Regions from separate parts of the Homo sapiens genome. Here region 2 is linked to region 1. The links are chromatin loops, found by intact Hi-C in ENCODE. Cell type or tissue: PC-3. All regions are shown on one strand. Each heading gives the region's core, and the rest is flanking DNA. Links, peaks and the distances in the headings are about the cores only.

Region 1 (8,378 bases), core at 82-8,081:
TTGAGTAGCATGGCAATTTTCACAGTATTATTTCTTCAAATCCATGAATGTGGGATATCTTTCTACATGGGCTATCTTTCTATTTATTTGTGTTTTCTTCAATTTTTTTATTGATGCCTTTTATTTTTCAGTATAAAGGTTTTCTATCTCCTTTAATACATGTATACCTAAGTTTTTTGCTCTTGTAAATAAAATTATATCTTAATTTTCTTTTTAGATAGTTTATTATTAGTACTAAAAATATTATTGATTTATGTATGTTGGCTTTGTGATCTGCAAGTTTACTGAATTCGTTTACCATTCTAAAAGTTTTTGGCAGAGTTTTTAGGGTTTTCTATATGTAAGATCATGTCACCAGCACATAAAGACAAATTCGCTTCTTCCTTTTATGTTTGTATACTTTTTCTTTCTTTCTCTTGCCTAAGTGCTCTGGCTATGATTCCCAAAACTATGTTGAACAAAAGGGGTGAGAGTAGAGTAATGTTAGCTATGGGCTTATTAGTATGGCCTTTATCATTCCCTCTCTATATAATTTATTGAGAGTTTTCCTTGTAAAAGGATGTTGAATTTTGTCAAATGCCTTTGCCACATCTGTTGAGATAATCATATGGTTTTTGTCCTTCATTCTGTTAATGTGATCTATCATGTTGTTATATTTGCAACATTCAACATACGTTGAATTATTCTTGCATTCCAAAGATAAATCTCCCTTGATAATTGTGAATAATTTGTTTCACTATGCTGTTGAATTTGGTTTGCTAATGCTTTGTTGAGGATTTTTGCATTTCTGTTCATCAAAGATATTTGTCTGTAATTTTCTTTTGTAGTGTCCTAGTATATATTTTTAATTAAGCTTCTATTTGATGAACATGTAAAATTATTAGAAAAAGTAAACACGTTTCTAGGATTATTTTTTCCTTTTTTTCTCAGTATTATACTCTTTTTTAAAATTTCAAATTCAAGCTTCTCATAAATAGTATTGGTTTATGCTTCCTGAGAAACTCCTATACTTCCAGTATGTCCTTAGTTCAATTTTGTGATACACCTTAAATAAACGTTAGAAACCATATGGTGAAGGTGGTTGTCTCTCAATTTTTGTTACAGCATGTAGCACACAGCCACGAAAATGTTTACTCTCTAAATTTCAGGTACTATTCAAGGGATCTGGCTGCATATGGAAAAGTCCACCATCCTCTATCTGAAACTCTTAGGGTCATATGCATGCGAAATTACCATTTTTCTTCTGATTTTAGAAAGGTGAGTATTGCATAGACTATATATTATGTAGCCCACCAGTGAGAGTCCAGAATAGCACCTTATAATCAAGCAAATTAGTATGTCTACAGCTAAATGAATGTTCACACTGGATAAGATAAAGACTATAAATGGATTTATGTCAGTTCTTCAAATGAATCAAATGAGTTACAAATATTATCAAGTAGAAAAGAAAGATTTTCAGATAGAAGACTTATTTATTCAAGAAACTTTAATGACACTGTTGACTATAGAGATGAAAACACAATTTTATAAGGAAGGAGATCACAGATGAGTGTAGTATAATAATTCAATCCCAGCACTTTGGGAGGCCAAGGCGGGCAGATCATGAGGTCAGGAGATCGAGACCATCCTGGCTAACACAGTGAAACCTCGCCTCTACTAAAAATACAAGAAAAAAAAAAGGGAGTCTAGCTATATATAATATGCTACGGTCACAAAGAAAAAAATACACCAAATCTAGTTTAAGGGATTGGGAATAATTTTCAGAACAGGGCAACTCTCAAATATACTCTTGACAAGTATGAACATAAACTGAAGAAGGGAAGAGAGAGGGAATAAAGTTGCTGGCAAAGAGAACATTTTTCAAGGCAGCAAATGTGATCAGGAAGGAACAAGAAAAGGATGGATAAGAAAAAGCTGAAGTCAGCATCATGTTTGACTCTTTAGAAGCAAACCATTTATCTTCAGTCTATTGTGTTATTAAACTTCTGTTAAATCTTGCTGTATATTTGTGTCATATTTAAATTAAGCTCTTATTGAACCTTATCTTTGTTTTTCATACACAATTTTAATGACTCTTGTAGAAATATTTTAAAATAAAATTGGAATCCAGATATGTTTCTTTGGCTTATGTTCCACCTTACCTCCATGTAAGTAGAAATCTTCTAAGACATTTTCACAGCTCTATTTAATTTAAACTTGCATCAAAATTTACCTGAAATACTTCATATGGTAGGATCAGAGAATGAGTAGAGCAGAATATCAAAAGAGCTTGTGAAAATAAAAGCACAGTAATCTGCTTATTTTTAAATTAAAAATTATTTAGACAAGTGATTCGATATATTTCAAAAATAATGCTTTTGATAACAAGACAGTAAACTAGGAAGCTCCAGGCCTTTATTCTTCTACAGAAACACTAAAAGAAATTAGACTAGTTAAAATAACGTTATGGGATTTCTGAAAAACAGTTAATGGTCTGGTGTACATAGGTCTGCTCTGTAATCACCCAATGGAGAAAAAGCTACCTTCAAATTGGTACACAATTTTTATTTTGCTTCTACTGACCTTGGCCCCGTTCTTTCCATGATGCAGTGAGATGTGGTAGATATAAAGCAGCCCAGTTTCTGATCAAGGAATTTCTCCCTTGGGCGAGAGGAAGAAGAAAAAACCTTACTTGCAACATTCTGAACTGTCTGGGAACTACCTAGTATTCTGCCCTCTAATTTTCCTTTCCTGGAATTCAGAGAAGAAAAACAGCATATGCCAGGCCTCAGACTAAAAAACAAAAAGCCATAGAAATTGTCAGTGAAAATGGTTTGTAAAAGCTTCAAGGGGACTACAGACCCACTGATACTGGGAGCTAGAGATTAGTAATTAAGGATTGCAACAGGACAACTAAGACACACTAAGAAGCTGGGCTAGGACTCTTTTGGAAATTAAAGCATTTAAGCAAACATACGTGTACACACACACACACACACACACACACGAAGTCCTAGGTGAGATGCATGCTCAAGGAAGACCTGAGAAAACTTCAAGACTTTACCCCTGCTCGGGACATGCATGCTGAATAGTGAAGGCCTTTCTTGGCAAAGAACCAGTCAGCAAAGACTGGCTATAGTGATTGCTTTTTCAAATGCACATTTTTTGTTTGTTTGTTGCATCAAATACCCAATTTTTTAATGTAAAAAAAAAAAAAACCCACAGTATTTTCAAAGAAAGAGAAAAGGCCCATTCAAAGGATGAAAGAAAAGTGGCAAAATCACCTCTGAGCAAACAACAGTTTTTAGATATATTAAACAAAATCTTTAATATAACTTCCTTAAGTATGTTCAAATAACTTAAATAAAAACAGACAAATTAAAGGAAATTTTAAAATGATATCTGAACAAGATGAGAATATCAACAAAGAGACAGAAACTACAAAAAGAAACCAAGTAGAAATTCTGAAGCAGAAAATATAATAACTGAATTGAAAAATTTACTAGAGAGGATTAACAGCAGACTTCAACAAGCAGAAGAATCAGCGAATGTGTATACATTGCATTTAAAATTAGTAGATAAATTATTATTACTCAGAATTCTCCTGAGAACCTAAGAACTCTCACTAACACAGCTCCTCAGACTCAATAATTCATCTATTTATCTTTCGTCTATATACCTTTCTATATATTTTTTCTGTATAAGTAACATTTATTGAACATAGTATTTAAAAGACTCTGTAAACTAGATCTTCTTTGTATTCTGCTAAGACTTGTTGCTTCTGACTTGAGTGTGCATGTGTGTGTCTGTGTTGGTCCTTCCGAGTGCCTCATATTTGCAGCTCCTTATTCTTTGGTGAGAATAAACACCAGGCATTTTACTTGCATTGCTTCTTCACTTACAGTGTGTTGATAGTCCTGTTTGATGAAACTCTGACCAACTATCTCCCCCTTGTGGAAAACATTTATTGGTGTTTCACTCTATCTAGAGAAGACAAGGCTGCCTTGTTGTGTTTAGTACTGCACTTTATTTCCTCACTGAGGCTGTCTTTGTTTAATTTTTATCTGAAATGCCAGATTCATAAAGTATGAGTGTATTAGTCTGTTCTTGCATTGCTATAAAGAAATTCACAAGACTGGGTAATTTATAAAGAATAAAAGTTTAATTGGCTCACAGTTTTGCAGACTGTACCAAAAGCATGGCAGCATCTGCGTGGCTTCTGGGGAGGCCTCAGGAAACTTACAATAATAGTGGAAGGTGAAGGGGGAAGCTGGCACATCTTACACGGCTAGAGCAGGAAGAACGGGGTGGGGGGAGGTGCTGCACACTTTTAAACAACAAGATCTTGTGAGCACTCACTCACTATCACAACAGCAGCACTGAGAGGGAAATCCGCTCCCAAGATCCAATCACTTCCCACCAGACCCCACCTCCAACATTGGAGATTAAAATTGAACATGATATTTGGATGGGGACACAGATCCAAACCATACCAATGGATCTGGCAGTTCTTGTTTTAATTCAGGTAGAAAAATCCTTCTAAAATGAGCATTTAAATTTTAAATATTTCTCACCTACTCCTCTTTTGGTTCCATTATTCGACTTCAGTCTAATGGAGCAAATCTCAATTGTTACTGAACTTATTTTGGTTTTCTACTTCTCCTCTCTATCAAAACAGAACATTGCTCAAAAAAGAACATTTGACAGATAATTATAAAAAAGCACAAAGAGTCACCTACAATTCCACCTTCAGTGAAAAATCCTCTGATATTTTAGCATATTTGCTTGTTATCTTTTCTCTAGTATATTTGATACTTCGTGTTAATGGTCAAGATCATATGGAGTATGTAATATTGCATCGTTAAGCCCTTTTTTATAATCTGCTTTATTCACCTATTGAAACAAGACCAGATCTGGCTTTGGAATCTTCTGGAAATAGCCTCCTGTAAAATGAAAAAGGTCTTGCACTGAAGGGCTCAGGAAAATCTAGGTTCAGCTCACTCTAACAAACAGTAATTTTGTTGACAAATTACTTTAGGCTCAGGGCCGTGGTTCACGCCTGTAATTCCAGCACTTTGGGAGGCCGAGGGAGGCGGACCATCCGAGGTCGGGAGTTCGAGACCAGCCTGACCAACGTGGAGAAACCCCGTCTCTACTAAAAATACAAAATTAGCCAGGCGTGGTGGCGCATGCTTGTAATCCCAGCTACTCAGCAGGCTGAGGCAGAAGAATCACTTGAACCCGGGAGGCGGAGGTTGCAGTGAGCAGAGATCGTGCCATTGCAAGGCAGCCTGGGCAACAAGAGGGAAACTCCGTCTCAAAAACAAAAAAACAAATTACTTTAATGTCAAGGATCCTGCCCTGATTCTTTCACTTACCATGAATCCCTTCAGACTCTCAGATACCTTGCCATTAGTTCTGAAAATTTCAGTACATAACTATAATAACAATAGCTAACACTGTTTACTCTTCTAAGTATTTTATGGTATTAATTCAACAACAGGTCTACCAATTAGGCACAATAATTGTCCCTGTTGTAAGGAATAAGATTAAAGCACAAAAAGTTAAGTAACTTGCTCAAGATCACACTGCTACTAAGTGGGGAAACTGGGATTTAACCCTCTGGCAGTCTGACTACAGAGTCCATGGTTTTAATCACTATATTATGTGGCCTCTCTGGTAACTGAAAAAATGCATATGAAAGCAGTGTGAATATTACAAATTGATGAGCAAATATAAAATGAATCCTTGCACATTCCATTACAGAAAAAAAAAACAACAACTATGAGCCACATTTTTGTGGGTAATAAAAGCACTGAAAAGAAGTTTGGAGCTTATTGAATTATTTTTTGACTATTCAAATGAGAATTTAATTTCTGAAAATATACTAGGCCTGGGTCTATGCATGAGTCAAATATTTAAGTTTCAAAATAATTTTCATGTTAGACATTTTAAAAAATTAATAGAATTTATTTCTTTTTAAGACAATTATTTTTTATTTTACTTTTTAATTTTAACATACAATACACACACCTCAGCTTCACATCTTTGTTCGTGGAACCCAGGACGGTTGATCATAAATTTGTTTCAGAGATGATCTAGACTGAAGCTCTAAAAAGCCGTGCAAAGCCCAGGCACCTATTAGAATAAGTCAACCTGGCCCTTTTATCCTGAAAATTACCTAGTATGTGGCTTATCCCAACTGCCACCAAAAAAATTCTGATTACTTAGGATACTTCGTATATCATGAAGTAATGGATGAATAGAAGTGATACTAAAGACATTTTACAATCAGTATGGCACTGGTATCAACCAATCAAAAATTATATTGCATCTATTAGAGTGGATGTGCTATTTTTCAGCTGGAGATTTCAGCAAATCTATCAGGTTCTGATTCACGCTATACCCCTTCCTAGCTGTGGTCTTGGGTAATTTCATCACTCTTTATTTACTTCTTTTTATACCCCAACTTTTATTTTAAATTCATGGGTACATGTGCAGGGCTGTTATATAGGTAAGCTACATGCCATGGGGATTTGGTGTACGTATTATCTCGTCACCCAGGCATTAAACATAGTACTCAATAGGTTGTTTTTTGATTCTCAGCCTCTTCCCACCCTCCACCCTCAGGTAGGTCCTGGTGTCTATTCTTTTCTTTGTGTCCATGTGTTCTCAATGTTTAGCTTCCACTTATAAGTGAAAACACGAGGTATTTGATTTTTTGTTCCTGTTAGTTTGCTTAGGATAATGGCCTCCAGCTCCTTCCATGTCGCTGCAAAGGACATGATCACCTTCTTTTTATGGCTGCATAGCAGTCCATGGTGTATATGTACCACATTTTCTTTATCTAGTCTACCATTGGTGGGTATTTAGGTTGATTCCATGTGTTTGCTGTTGTGAATAGTGCTGCAACGAACATACACGTGCAAGTGTCTTTATGGTAGAATGATTTATATTCCTTCAGGTATATACCCAGTGATGGAATTGCTGGGTCAAATGGTAATTCTGTTATAAGTTCTTTCAGAAATGACCACACTATTTTCTACAATGACTGAACTAATTTACATTCCCACCAGCAGTGCGTAAGCATAAGCATTCCCTTTTCTCTACAACCTCATCAGCATTTGTTTTTTGACTTTTTAGTAGTAGCCATTCTGACTGGTGTGAGATGGTGTCTCATTGTGGTTTTGATTTGCATTTCTCTAATGATTAGTGATATGGTTTGGATCTATGTTCCCACCCAAATCTCATCTCAAATTGTAATCCCCGTGGATCAAGGGAGGGACTTGTAATCCCTGGAGGGAGGGAGGTGATTGGATCATGTGGTGGGTTTCCCCCATGCTGTTCTCTTGATAGTGAGTGAGTTCTCATGAGATCTGATGGTTTTATAAGGGGCTCTTCCCCTTTCACTCCCTCTTCTCTCTCCTGCCACCTTGTGAAAAGCTACTTGCTTCTCCTTTGTCTTCTGCCATGATGGTAAGTTTCCTGAGGCCTCCCCGGCCACGTGGAACTGTGAAAAATCACCTGGTGACCATTGAACAGGCCCTGGAGACAAAAAAAAAAAAAAATCCTTATCTGAGGAATTTAGAAGAGAGCAAAGACCGCTTGGTGACCATCAAACAGATCATCCAGAGGCAAAACTCCTTATCTGAAAAATTTAGAAGGCAACAAACACCTCCTGGTGACCATCAAATGGGCCTGGAGGCAAAACTTCTTATCTGGGAATTTAGAAGTAACTCAATTTCCCTGGTATCTAAGTTGGCATCTGGTTCCAGGCCTCTTTCAACTTTTATAAGTAACTAAAATTTCTCTGCATCTCTGGAATGTGCTGAAACTCATTTTACAACCCTGAGCTCCTGCCTTAAGGTCTATTGATACCGCTAAGGAAAAATCCACCGAGGCATGCTCAGTCCTCTTGCTGAGGCACCCAATGTAGTGTTCTTCCTTCCTAATAAACTTTCCTTTTTCAAACCTATACTGTTGTTGGTAAATTCTTTTTACCAACCTGTGAGTTGACCACTTCCCACTGCCAGGGCTCTGACATCTTTCTGGCAACCTCCTTTGTTTATAAATTACCTAGTCTCAGTAGTATCTTTACAGCAGTGTGAAAATGGACTACTACAGTAAATTCGTTATAGGTAGTTAGGTATGAGTGGGGCAGGCGAGGGCTCTCTCCCCACCCATTATACATGTCAGGTGATGGTTTGGCAATTATCACATTGCCTCTCTAAAAATGATAGTTTGGCAGTGCTAGGGAGAGATCATTTCCTGATGGTCCACACCTGTTAACATCAAACTGTTAATTGAATGCAGGCCCCACAGAGAAGCAACTTCCTGGGCATGCGTGTTAAGAGACAAAAAAAATGGCCTGTAATCCCAGCACTTTGGGAGGCCGAGGT
Region 2 (8,378 bases), core at 38-8,037, 100 kb after region 1:
GAGGACAATCCATTCCCTTGTCTTTTCTAATTTCTAGGGGCTGCCTGCATGCCTTACTTCTTGGCTCCCTTGTTCCATTTTCAAGGCCAGTAGCATGGCGTCTTCCCATTTCTCTGTCTCTCTCTGGCCTCTGCTTTCATCCTCACATCTTCATCTCTCATTCTCGCCCTTCTGCCTCTCTTCACAAAGACCCTTGTGATGACATTGGGCTCACCCGGACAACCCAGGGTCATCTTCCCATTATAAGAGCCTTTGCTTAATCACATCTGCAAAGCCCCTTTGTTGTGTAAGGTAACATAGTCTTAGGTTTTGGGGATTAGGATATGAATATCTTGGCAGGGAGGCATTATTCAGCTTACCCAGCACCCCTGCTGCATTCAGCTGCAAGAGGTCTGGTGCAGACGTGACTGTAGAGCACAAAGTGCCTGGGCCCTCGGTCATATGTAATCCTTGAGTTAGAGTAGCATGTCCTCAGATATGCTGCTTATTTTACAGAGAAAGGACTATGCCTATCTGATAGTTTCCTGCTTTATTAAGCATGGCATAGCTGTAGTATAGCAGTCTCTGCATGTTTGTAATGCACTCCTCTCCATTGCTTCTTAATTTTTCAGTTTGTGAAGAAAGCACACCTAGAGCACAGTGTCACTCAAAACTATAATGATAATACAAAACTATGCAGCCATCATTAATCCACATTAGTTCTTCACCAATGTTTCTTAAAACACCAGCTATTGACAAAAGATATTTCTTTCTAAGTGACAGGGAAGACCAGACTGCTAAGTTACCTTTTGTTATGGAGGTGTGATGCTTGGTAAGGGATCTCATTCCAAATGCACCTGCCTGACGCCACTGGACAGCTCAGCCCACTCTGCAACTCTTGGATCTCCCACTGGTGTGTGGGAATGGAAGAGTTAAACTGTGATGCTGCAGACTGGTGGGCAGATGACTTTTAACTCATCTCCTCTAACCATATGAACATTGAAAAGTGGGAGACTGGGAACAGCTCTAGAGGAAATTGCTTTTGAGTATCTTGGGAGCGTCTTTCAGAAAACGCTAACCTCAAAGATATCTTTTCCAGCCTAGAGCCAATGGATTATATAAACTCCCTTCCACCACGGTGCCAACACAGCATTTTCAGAAGTAATTATGTAGCTGAGTTCACAGGCCAAAATAGAATATTTTAAAATATGTTTTTCAGAATTGTCAGACTTTCTTCAGTTCCTGAATCTGCTGTAATTAGGATGGAGGTGTTTGGTGTTGTGCTGGTGAAACTTGTGTATGTGAGGTAGAACTATGAGACTCTGTAAGCAGAATGAGCAACTAGGTCTTTCAAGGAGCGTAGCAGCCCCAGTGACAAAAGTCATTTAGAGCCAGATGGAATATGAGCAAATCAGAGAACCCAACAGAATCAGTAAAGGAGGTTAGGCCAAGCTGGTCATGGTTGTATTTCCATAGCCTGCCAGATGTGCCTCCACCCTTCTCCATCCTCTCTGTACCCTCAGGAAGTGACTCCAGTGGACTACATCTGTGGGCCTTGGCTAGCTGACTTCCTGTTGGCTTCTAGGAGGAGATTGGCAGGAGGCAGGAGACTGCCTTTGGGACACAGGTGCTGCATGGATCTGGTAACCACTTCTATCCATGGCCACTTCACCTCTGGACATAGGAACTGTTTACCAGAGATCCTAGCCCCAGGGAACTTCAACATCCCTCTCCAGTATCTTTGCACATAGTCAGTGCATTAGATTCTCCTTGGCATTGATTTCTTCTGGTGGGACTTTTCTACATTATTTTATTTTCTTCTCTTATCTGCTTTATAAAATCTGCAGAAACTACTCTATAGTGTGAATTCTATTCTTTTCAACTTACTATTTTTTTTAACAAACTCTTCAGATGAAAGATGACAGCTGTGTTACTGAAGCAGAGTGATCCTCCAGGTACTCATAATCAGTAGTCAGGTAAATGACTCCCAAGGATAATGGTCCTGGAGCAGGACCTAATTCCTGAGTGAGAACCGCCTGACTGCTACTCTAGATACAGTAAGGAGCGGGGGTGAAATGTCGCATTTCCTGTGGCAGAGAGAGTTGCTTTCAAAACTTTTCTGGCTTCCTTGCCTGTGCAAAGTTGAGCAATTATAAGAACAGAATTGCTTGTCTATAAAATGGAGACAAAAATTCATTCCTCATAGGGCAGTTGTGAAGATTAAAGAAGATTAGAGATGTCATGATTTTCTTCCTCTTCTCTTTCTCCCCCTCCCTTCTCCCCTCTTCTCTTCCTTTCCTGCTCCTCCTCCACATCCTCCTCCACCTCTTCTTCTTCCTCCTCTCCTCCTTATTCTCCTTTTCCTCCTCCTCATCCTCTCCTGATACTCTAATAAAGCAGTTTGCTGATTTGCTCTTCATTTGAGAAAAATAATATAACCTTATTTTGAATCTGTTTTTAGATCCACATCAAAACAATACCTTTGGAATCAGTGTAATTGCTTGCATTATATACTATAGAGTTGTTATCTTAGATCAATGCATCTCATTATTCCTTTGCTTTTTTTTTCCAGAAAACTTAACCCTCTTATCTAATACAGGAACATCTACCTTGCCAGGATGGCACCATATTTATCTTATCAGAGTCTCTGAAAAATTTTTACAGTATGCCCTTTAGAAATTATGCAAGTCATTCCATTTTTGTAGTCACTTTTGTTAAAACTTTAGACATAGCCAAATTGTTCTGCTTCTGGAGAGCATCCTGGAAAATATTTTTTTCTTCTGGGTGCCTACTAGTGACTCAAACCTGTAGTTCTGGTAGAATTTAAAAATCCTTATAGGCTGAATAACACTCCTTGTCTTGTGCTTGGTTCTTAAGCAAAAATAACTCAGGGTTCAGACTGTGTGTGCAGAGGTGTTCTCAAATGGGGGTAATGGGTTGTAATAATACAAGCAAGCCAATCTCTGTGGTGTCCATCGTTAGCAGGTTGACCAACTCCTCCTGGTTTTAAAACCTTCTCAGTCTGGTGCAAACTGGAGTTGTTGGCCATCCTACCTATTGAAAACACACTAAACACATTTCTGACTTCAAGGTTTATGATGCAACTAAAACAGGAGGCAAGAAAAGGCAAAGTAGGTGAGGTGGGGGTCCTTACTCTATTCCAAGCTTCATTATCTTCAGGGGAGGACATTATTTTTTAAGCATCCAGGGAATGGTGTATTTTTACAATGTATCAAAATAGAGCATATGTGCACATCATTAAATTTCATGAGTAGGCTATTTGCATTTCCCAAATTCTCACTTTGTATCAGGTTGACAGGTATGCAAATGGGAAAAAGACATAAAAACATATTTCAAGTTGTTGATAAGTCTTCTTAGCGTTACACTGGGGTAGACTAATGGTAATTCATGTAGAGGAAATGAGCTGTCTCCATGCCGAATGGCAGCCAGCTGAGCAGATCGCTTGCATTTCAGGTGCTACCATGTTAGGGATCCTTTGTGATTTAAAAAATTTTAAAAAGTTTCCATTTCTCTATGAAGAGTTTCCTTAGGCTACTTATATTAATAATGAGCTGCACAGTGACATCTAGTGTAGGAAGCAGAGAAAAATTAGAGACAACACATAGGTTAGTCACCATCTCATGCAATTTCCAAAAGAACATAATGAATAATACTGAGAAACAACTCTCCTTTTGCTGAACGACCATTCTCTTCCTTTCCTTAATTAGCACTAATGAACAACCTCATGGATATATGCTCAGTTAGGATATCTAACCATAGCAGGGGTTGGAGGTGGAAAATGGGGGCAGCGGGGACAATCTCCATTGATGCTATAAAGTTTAAATCTATCATATAGCTGAGACATTTTCCATCCTGGAGTTCTCTTTCAAAGAACAAATGTCTGATGGGGAACAGAAAGGGAAGATTGTTGCATGAACTCACATGTCTATGGTGTTTCTGACCACCACAGACAGTAGTGATTCACAGCTGAGTGTGTTGGATAGGAGTGGATTAATCTTTGGGGGATGCCACTATCTGTATAGGGCTGGCGGACGTGAGAAGCACAACAGGAAATGCAGGAGTATCTTGCAAGGTATGACGCACGGGGAAATGGGGAGCAGAAAGTGCAGGAGAGGCATTGTCAACACAAACTTTACTCACCTCATAATTTTGATCTAGGGTCAGCATAACTCAGCCTTGTTTAGTATGAGTCATCCCCAGTATTAGTATTATTTTGGTGAACATAACACACCAAAACCATTTAAGAAGTACCTAACTTACATGCAGCCTTGCAAATGCAACCTAATATCCTGTTTTCCAGAGTTTACAAAGTTAATGGGCAACAGTCCATTTTTTTCACAGCTCTCCTCTCTGGCCTCTGCACTCTGACCCGCCAGCCCTTATTCTGCTGCTCAGCACAGCAGTGTGTTCCCATCACAAGGCCTTTGCACTTACTGCTCCCATCACATGGGGTGCTGGCCCTGCTGGTTTCATATGGCTGCACTCAAGTCACCATTATGGTCTTTGCTCAGACTATGCTTCAGAAAAGCCTGTGTGATCAGCACTGGAGGTACAGTAGCCATCCCCTTCACAGGAGCATACATTGTTTATTTTTTAACACTTTACTGAAATACTCTACTTATGTGTCTGCTCATTAAAAATACTAATGATGTGATAGCCCCAAGTCATTGAAATACCTCCTTTCCTGCAAAGCAAAAAGATTGTTGAAAGTGTCTGTTGGTTCATTTTAACTGAGTATGATAGAAGAGTCAAGGTAGAGAAGGAACCAGATACTTTCCAAGTAGAATTTTAAAAGACAGTATAGGGGCCAGGCTTCACTTGGAAAATAAATCTGTTTTTCATCTCCAGTACTATAGTTTAGATATTTGTCCCCCAAACCATATGTTGAGATTTGATCCAATGTTGCTGTTGAAGCCTATTGGGAGTTGTTTGGGTCATAGGATAGATCCCTCATGAATAGATTAGTGCCCTCAGTGGTTGGGGGTGGATGACTTCTCATTCTATTAGTTCCCATGGGAACTGATTGTTACAAACAGCCTGGCACTTCTCTCCTCTCTCTCTCTCTCTCTCTCTCTCTCTCTCTCTCGCTTCCTCTGTTTTTGTGTGATCTCTGCACATGAGTAGAAGCATCCTGAATCCCTCACCAGATGCCCAGTGATCCAGCCAGCAGAATTGTGAGCCAAGTAAATCTCTTTTCTTTATAAATTACCCTATTTCAGGCATTCTTGTATAGCAACACAAAACAAACTAAGACATCCAGCTTCTTCGACTAGTAACAGATTTTCAAAAAAAAAAAAAAGTGGCCTGGCAATAAAAATAAAATCAAGACTGTGTTTCTAGGAAACTTTGTTAAAATCACTGAAAGATTTAATGTGCTGTAGAATAAATAGATTCTTTCAGCTAGACAAAAGAATTTCTAAGAATCTTAAGAACATTGCTATTAACAATTTTACTCTCACAAACATTTGCAATTAGTGTCTTGGTGCAGAAATACCAAAGTTCCTTTTCTGGGGTATGATACCCCATGGAGGGGCGGGAGGTGAAGTGGAATAGCTGGGATGGCTACATTGTAGAGTATACACAAACTCAATTTGCTGGGTAATATCGAATCACTTTCAAAGTCATTTTTACCCCTACCAACAGGCTATGGGAGTTTCTATGACTTCACATCCTCACCCATAGATGATGTTAATAGACTTCTTAACTTTTCATGCTCTACTGGATATAAAAAGATGGCTCATTATAAATTTAAACTGCATTTTGCATTTTGTTTTTCTGTTTACTAATGAAACTTGGCACTTTTTCTTTGGCTTATTGGCCATTTGTGTCTTCTATTTCATGAACTACCTTGTCACCTACTCCACAATTAGGATTTGTTACTTGATCTCCATGTGTATATGCAAATATTTGCCTGTATTTATTGTCATCATCATACTTTGGGCACTGGCCATGCTACCTCTGTGAGGAAAGAAGGGAAAGGAAAGGAAAAATAAGAAAAGAAGAAAACATCCATGTAAGTTTTTAATAAGTATGGCATGCATGACTCAGAAAATCTGTCAAAATTTTTATTGGAATTACATTGAATCTGTAGACCAACTGGGTGAGAATTGACAGATCTATGATATTAAGTTTTCTAATGAAGAACATGTTGTTTTGTCCCTAAATTCTGTTCTTCAGTGTTTTTCACCATCTGTCTGTAATTTTCTAGATAAAGAATATATAGGGTTTCCTCCATAAATCTGTTAATGGAGTAGATTAGAGTAACTGACATTCTAACTTTGAAGCACCTTTGATATTGATGTGTTACCTTTCATTATATATTGCTGATAAGTTTTTAAAATATTGTATTTAAGATTTTTGCACCTATGTTCATGAGCGATTTTGGATAACACTTTTAAAGCAGTTTTATTGAGATATTACCCATATACAACATTAGTCGTCCATTTAAAGTGTACAAGGTAGCCAAGCACAGTGGCTTGCATCTGTAATCCTAGTGCTTTGGGAGCCCATGGCAGGAGATTTGCTTAAGGCCAGGAGTTCAATGTCACAGTAAGTTATCATTCCATCACCACACTCCAACCTGGGGGACAGAATGAGACCCTGTCCCTAAAAAGTAATGATAAAAAATAATAACTTGTAAAAATAAAGTATACAATGCAATAGTTGTTAGTGTATTCACAGTTATTCAGGCCTTACTCTAATCAATTTTAGAGCATTTTCATCACCCCCAAAAGAAGTCTTATACCCATTAGCAGTCACTATCTTCTCAATGCCTGGCAACCATTATTTTGCTATCTCTGTGGATTTATCTATTCTTGATATTTCATATAAATGGGCTCATAGATGCTAATTTTTTCAATATTTTTGTTTGCTTTAGGTACCAAGGTTATCTTAGCCTGATGTAGTTTGTTAGTGTGTTGTCCTTATTTTTCCCTAAAAGGTATTTTATAAGATTGAAATATTTGTTCTTTAAATAGTTAGAGAAAGTCATCTATTAATTGTTGTGACTACCGTTTCTTTGTGGGAAGATTTTTAACCATTAATGGTTATGGGATAATTCTTTTATTCAAGGTAAGAATATCTATCCATTTAATTGGCTTCATTAATAGACTTATGGAGGAAACCCTATATACATCTATCAACAAATGCAGAAAAAATTAATAATGTTAATCTATGATCTTAAAAAACATCCTCTGAAAAAGCTAGGAATAGAGTAGACTATCCTTAAGTTGATAAATAGCTTTAAAAGGTTTGTAGCAAAAGTCAAACTCGAAGAATCTTCCTTTCAAATCACGAGGGGTAAAAAAGAAGCCTGCTACCATGTCTACCACACTATAGTATCTGGTATCTGTCATAGCCAGCAGAAAAATAAAGAGAAAAAAATAAAATCTAAAAGATGGAAAGAAACAAACAACTGTCACTTAATGATAGGGATATGTTCTAAGAAATACATTGCTAGGTGGTGATTTCATCATTGTGGGAACATCACAGAGTGACTGACGCAAATCTAGACAGTATACCCTACTATGCACCTATGCTGGATAGTAGAGCCTATTACTCCTAGGCTGCAAACCTGGACAGCATGTGACTATATTGAATACTGTTGGCAATTGTAACACAGTGATAAGTATTATGTATCTAAACGTGTCTAAAACATAGAGAAGGTATAGTAAATATATAATTTTTAAATCTTATGGAACCACCGCTGTATATGTGGTCCATTGTTGACTGAAACGTCATTATGTGGTGCATGACTGTATTCGTAAATGATAAATTATCTATACAGGAAAAACTAGAGAGTCCAAGAAAATATTAAAATGAATAAGACACTTCAGCAGAGTGTCAAAAAAGAAGAACAATATGTAGAAATTTCATTTCTATGCACCAGCAATAAAGGCTATTTAACCACATATACATAGCACATAATAATTATCAAAAAATGACATGCAATAATTTTCTGCACATACTTTTGTAAGGCAAGTAAAGAATTAAAAACACAGGACACTATTAATTAAAATGTTGGCTTAAGGTTTTATAGGCTTCACCAATAATGTGTCTTCAAATCTGAAAGTGTACAAATGAGAATTTAAGGTTCAGGAATTTTGGGAGACTATTTCCTGCTTTCCCTCACTCCACTAAAGCCAGGTCAGACAAACACACTTATCACCCTCCTCTGCATGTTTTCCTCCCTCAGGTTCCTGTCCTTAGAGGCTCAAGTTTTATGCAGAAGTCTCAAAACCGATTTTCCTCCCAGCTTGGTCACAGCTTTGCCATCATATTCTGGGTACTGAGAACACTGGCTTAAGGCCAGCAGGATGCAGCAGCGGTTCTCAGTGACTCTGGCTCCAGCCTGGCTTACGTTTCCCTGGTGACGCTCT

Evidence for each region. Hi-C counts contacts between places; a loop is a spot of excess contacts. Peaks named below come from ENCODE experiments on the same cell type or tissue, not always from the same donor. Only the 100,000 strongest peaks of a DNase experiment are listed, where the experiment ranks them.
Region 2: a loop joins it to region 1, with 12 times the contacts of the local background. A loop is called at or near these places in 2 of 110 quality-filtered maps.

What each region holds. Positions count from the first base shown.
Region 1 is chrX:8,966,868-8,975,245 of GRCh38, reverse strand. No RefSeq gene overlaps it. Among named protein-coding and RNA genes, the nearest start is that of LINC03114, 44 kb to the right of the region's middle. In PC-3, for the core only: a CTCF peak has its summit at 3,925 (motif pointing left); a DNase peak (open chromatin) is centred at 3,915.
Region 2 is chrX:8,864,307-8,872,684 of GRCh38, reverse strand. No RefSeq gene overlaps it. Among named protein-coding and RNA genes, the nearest start is that of LINC03114, 59 kb to the left of the region's middle. In PC-3, for the core only: a CTCF peak has its summit at 3,577 (motif pointing left); a DNase peak (open chromatin) is centred at 4,064; H3K4me3 peaks cover 1,226 bases; H3K27ac peaks cover 3,370 bases.